2 separate regions of the Homo sapiens genome follow, and region 1 is linked to region 2. The links are chromatin contacts, found by Hi-C in ENCODE. All regions are on one chromosome and are shown on one strand. The core of a region is the stretch at or near the end of the contact, and the rest is flanking DNA. Distances in the headings are between cores, read along the strand shown.

Region 1 (2,700 bases), core at 187-2,686, 190 kb after region 2:
AGAGCAAGACTCCATCTCAAAAAAAAAAAAAAAAAAAAAAAGAACCATGGCAAAAGTGTCCTTTAGCCGGGTGCGGTGGCTCACACCTGTAATCCCAGCACTTTGGGAGGCCGAGGCGGGTGGATCACGAGGTCAGGAGATTGAGACCATCCTGGCTGATACAGTGAAACCCCGTCTCTACTAAACATACAAAAAATTAGCCAGGCGTGGTGGCAGGCGCCTGTTGTCCCAGCTACTCAGGAGGCTGAGGCAGGAGAATGGCGTGAACCCGGGAGGCGGAGCTTGCAGTGAGCCAAGATTGCGCCATTGCATTCCAGCCTGGGCAATAGAGCAAAACTCCGTCTCAAAAAAAAAAAAAAAAGTGTCCTTTAGTCTACTGTTGGTTCTTCCAAAGAGCCATCCTTTCGCTGATGCTTTAGGAACTCCCAACCTGGGTCCTGTCAAGGATAAGCTCTCATCTTATTCCCACAAAATTCCTAGAGTTACTCATCATTTTCCTTTCATATTCAGCTCATTAAAGCAGTTTGTAGGTCTCTGTAGTCCATATTAGTAAGTGTTAAAAATGTATCAATTTGATTTTTTTTTTTTTTTTGAGACAGAGTCTTGCTCTGTAGCCCAGGCTGGAGTGCAGTGTTGCAATCATGGCTCACTGCAACCTCTGCCTCCTGGGTTTAAGGGATTCTCCTGCCTCAGCCTCCTGAGTAGCTGGGATTATAGGCGTGCACCACCACGCCTGGCTAATTTTTGCATTTTTAGTAGAAACGGGGTTTCACCACGTTGGTCAGGCTGGTCTTGAACTCCTGACCTCATGAGCCACCGCTCCCGGCCATCGATTTGATTATTATAAAATCAGGTTATATTGGTTTGACCAGTTAAAAACATCACAGGTTATTTAATCTTTTTATTTATTTATTTATTTATTGAGACAGAGTCTGGCTCTGTCACCCAGGCTGGTGTACAGTGGTGCAATCTCAGCTCACTGCAGCTTCGACCTCCTACGTCCAAGCAATTATCGTGCCTCAGCCTCCTGTGTAGCTGGGATTCCAGGTGTGCGCCACCACACCCAGCTAATTTTTGTATTTTTAGTAGAGACCAGGCTTCACCACGTTGGCCAGGCTGGTCTCGAACTCCTGGCCTCAAGTGATCCACCCGCCTTGGCCTCCCAAAGTGCTGGGATTACAGGTGTGAGCCACTGTGGCCAGCTAATCACTTTTTTAAATCACAATTTGTGTTACGTTCATGAGTAATGGGTGCCAGAAATAATGTTGTGTGTTAAACATAAATGTAGATGGGTAACCATGTATACAAATGCATATCTCCTCAACCCAGAGAGTGAAATTTCCCCACCCCAGTGACCCTGCCTCGCTGTATGGTTCATTCTTCTCCAGGAATTGAAACATGGTGGCAGCCTGCCAGCTTGGCGTTACCATTAATTCTTATTCTCTTCCCCTGCCGATGTCATGGGGACACCAGCCAAATGAACTCTGATGTGTCTCACGTAATGCATGTGGACTTCTGGTGCATGTAAACAGAGGGTGGTTATTCTTGATTGCACATTTGTGATTTTTAGTGAGGCTCTAAGGGAGAAGCAAGAGGACTTGAATAACAGATTTATTCTCGGGCACTGGTACATGAAAGAGATGAGTAATGCCAAACAAATAACACAATTCTGATTCACGCCATTGGTAATGGAGGAGACTTCTGGGTAAACAAACCAAAGTAACAGCTAGAATGCAGATCTGATCACAGCAGTGTGTTTTGATTCAGTCTAAAGATGACAAAGAAAAGTTTCTGCTGGTCCTATCTGTAGCAACAAGGGCCTGCCCGCCTGACCACACTGCAGTGGAACAGCCACATTGTGATTTTGCGGGCCTGAAGCCTTTCGTCTGGTGACCCTTTAAGAGGAACTTGAGCCAAGATCTTATCAGTGATGGAGATGGAGACACCTCAGGATTTTCCAGTATCGTTTTTCACTTTTTGTTCTTGGACATAGTTAATAACGCTGCCAGGTCTTTCAAATGCTGAGGCATTTCCTCATAGCTCCAAGTAGCTGCTGCGGGTCAGATTCTGCTTGAACCGAGGGTTCAATTACAACATCCGTATGCTTTCCAGCCCACTCTCTGACCTTTGTTCTTTTTTTCAGTACTTTTTCAGGCTCTTAATGTTTCCATCCACTAATCTCAGGAGACTCTGTAAATATTCTGAGTATACATAGCCCAATTACTTTTGAAAAGCTAATTTAATAGAAACTTCTTGATATGAATTGAATAAATTTTTTAACTTAAAAATCATTTACTTACAACTTAAGACAGTTAAACTTGAGAGTATTTGAAAGCTAGTAAACTTCAGAGCTTTCTTCAGTAGGCACGAACTTTACCATTTTTCTGACACTCAGCACGGTCAGCAATGACACATTCATTGGAGGACTCATCAATATCCCTAAAAATAGTAGCAGTACTCGTGCACAGCCTGATTTCTTTTGAACTTGGCTCAATTTCTTGGAAGCATTGATCATGGGATCCCGCTTTGATTCCTTTTCTGTAGACTAGTGCCAGTTTGCCCAGTTTCATTACATTTTTGGAAAGAGCTAAAACTATGGTATCGTTTTATTGCAGTCCTCACATCAATCATAATTTGGAGCAGTCTTGGTGAAAGATGAGGAATTCAGACTGGGATCCTGGGCAAGGCAGGTCCAGGGGG
Region 2 (2,700 bases), core at 181-2,680:
ATTTCCCTGATAATTAATGATGTTGAGTGTTTTGTCATATACCTGCAGGCCATTTGTATGTCCTTTGGGAGATGTCTGTTCACGTCTTTTGCACATTTTTTATTTGAATTATTTGTTTTTTTGTTATTAAGTTATTTGAGTTCCTTATATATTCTGGATGTTAACCCCTTGTCGGACGCATACTTTGCAAATATTTTCTCCCATTCTGTAGGTTGTCTCTGCTTTGTTGATTGTTTGCTTTGCTATGAAGAATGTTTTTAGTTTGATATAATCCCACTGATGTATTTTTGCTTTCGTTGCCTATTTTGTTGAGGTCCTATCCAAAAAAACCTTGTCCAGACCAATGTCATGAAGCATTTCCCCTGTGTTTTCTTCTAGTAGTTTTATGGTTTGAGACCTTATATTTAAGTCTTTAATTCCTTTTGAGTTGATTTTTATAGAAGTGAGCGATGAGGGCCTACTTTCATTCTTCTGCATGTGGATATCCAGTTTTCCCAGTGCTATTTATTGAAGAGGCTCTCTTTCCACAATGTGTGTTCTTAGTACCTTTGCCTTGACTTATTTTTTGACAAGGAATCATTTATTCCGTATTTTTCTTTGGGAAAATTCTCATAGAGTGAATTTGTATGGTGTTATATTGAAAAAGAGTAGGTACCTTAATTTATTAGTTAAGATTTGTGTTGGCATTTGTTGCTTCTACCAAATGCTTGGTACAGGTGGCAATAGTTTCCTCGCTTCATTCTGGTCTCTGCTTGGACATCGTGGCCTCTGACCACCCTCCACCCATCATCACTCTGTTAGCCTTTTACCCCACTGAACCTTTATTTTTCTGCATGTCATTTATTCTTTCCAGTGATTTTATTATTATTATTATTTGGAAGGGAGGAACTTCCCTCCTCCACTAGAGTATAAGATCCACGAGGACAGTTTTGTTTATAGCTGTATTTCCTTTACTTAGAACTGATACAGAGTAAGTGCTCAAACCATTTGTTGAATGAATGAAAGAATGCCAAATGAATGAAACAAAGCTTTCTTTCTGATTTTGTACCTCAAATGGTTTCCCCTGCCACTGCACAGGTAGTGATTTTTGCTAGGCAATGAAACAAAAATGGTAAACCAACCCTTCCCCAGAGCCTCTGAGTGAGATCTATATGCAAAGATAAGTATCTTCTCACTTGTGAGCAAATATTTTTGTTAAGTGAGATGAATCAGGATCTTATCTCCTGGCATAAAATAGACAGAGAGGACAAAGCATTGCTTATTTAGAGACACACCCAGACATTTATTAGCTTCCCAAAATGTAGCTTGGTCTTTTTCCTAAATAGTGAATTATTTTAGTGTTTCCCATAAAAGGAGCTGTGCATGCTAAGAATTTTTCTAGCATAAGCCTTTGGAAAGGCTTCTTGTGTGTCATTGAGGTCCAGATAACCCGAGGGCCTCTGTGACTGCTTGGACGTCATGATTAGTGAGCTGTGTTGAACACATTGTGTTTGAAACGCACAGGCTTAGCTGGGCCAGATTGGAATGCTTCAGATTCATGCTTCCTGTCCTTCCTGAAAACTGGCAGTGTGTTTGGCTTAAAGTATGCTTGTTGACAGAGAAGTGTCCTTTGTCTATCTAAACCTTAATAGCTGTTGAGCTTTGGTTTTGTTCTGTTTTGTCTTTTTCTGGCACAGAGTAGAGCCATAGAAAGGCAGAGAAGTCACTAAAAAATTCAGCCAAGCCTTTTAATTTTTTTTTTGAGCCTTGTACACATGATGAAAAGAAAAAAATAGGCTTTTTATTATGCTTTACACCAAGTTTCCAACAAGGAGCAAAACAACAACAAACTATAACAGATGCATTTTCATGAATCCACTTTTTATATAAAGCTTCCTTTGTTGGGTCTCATTTTCACAAAACTAATTTTTATTTTGTTTTTTTGTTTTCTCTTTAGATTATAGATGAAATCTTAAAGATCAATGAAGATACCAGAGTACATGGCCTTGCCCTTCAGATCTCTGAGAACTTGTTTAGCAACAAAGTCCTCAATGCCTTGAAACCAGAAAAAGATGTGGATGGGTAAGAAAATAAAATCAAATAATCAACCTTTATGGCTAAATCACTTTTTCTATTGTGCCTGCTTTTATTTTTCTAAATTTCTTCTATTTATTTCAACTGTGTCAGTAATTGGATAAAAAAATCATTTTAAATATTTCAGGAGTCTATAGGATTTTTTTTTTTTTGAGATGGAGTCTCGCTCTGTTGCCCAGGCTAGAGTGCAGTGGCGTGATCTTGGCTCACCACAACCTCCATCTCCTGGGTTCAAGCGATTTTCCTGCCTCAGCCTCCTGAGTAGCTGGGATTACAGGCATGCGCTACCATGCCTGGCTAATTTTTGTATTTTTAGTAGAGACGGGGTTTTACCATGTTGGCCAGGATGGTGTCTATCTCCTGACCTTGTGATCCACTCACCTCAGCCTCCCAAAATGTTGGGATTACAGGCGTGAGCCACCGTGTCTGGCCATCTGTAGCCTTTTAAAATTCTGCATGCAAAAGTTACATATTTTGGAAAATACATTAGCCCTTTTATAGTGCTTCAATGCCATATGATCTTACACCATCAGATTCATTTAATAAATTCCGGTCTGACTTATACAATCTTTAGCCAGCTCTATTCTTCTAATAGTTTTTTCCTTGGTAATTCTACCAGACCAGAGA

The links. Hi-C counts contacts between places; a loop is a spot of excess contacts on that map.
Region 1: a map of endothelial cell of umbilical vein shows a loop between it and region 2 (2.8-fold over the local background). The contact joins two enhancer-like sites. A Hi-C loop is called at or near these places in 3 of 168 maps with a recorded cell type or tissue (HCT116, IMR-90 and endothelial cell of umbilical vein).

What each region holds. Positions count from the first base shown.
Region 1 is chr6:151,066,420-151,069,119 of GRCh38, forward strand. The region is part of intron 26 of MTHFD1L (methylenetetrahydrofolate dehydrogenase (NADP+ dependent) 1 like); the gene reads left to right. Among named protein-coding and RNA genes, the nearest start is that of MIR12131, 35 kb to the right of the region's middle. Within about 2 kb of position 1,437, at least 27 of the 41 ENCODE cell types and tissues checked have a DNase peak (open chromatin) inside an H3K27ac peak, as active enhancers do; they include IMR-90 and endothelial cell of umbilical vein, where a contact is called at or near this core.
Region 2 is chr6:150,880,826-150,883,525 of GRCh38, forward strand. MTHFD1L (methylenetetrahydrofolate dehydrogenase (NADP+ dependent) 1 like) reads left to right here. Exons shown (of 28, transcript NM_015440.5): 5 at 1,937-2,061. Among named protein-coding and RNA genes, the nearest start is that of MTHFD1L, 16 kb to the left of the region's middle. Within about 2 kb of position 1,431, at least 20 of the 41 ENCODE cell types and tissues checked have a DNase peak (open chromatin) inside an H3K27ac peak, as active enhancers do; they include IMR-90 and endothelial cell of umbilical vein, where a contact is called at or near this core.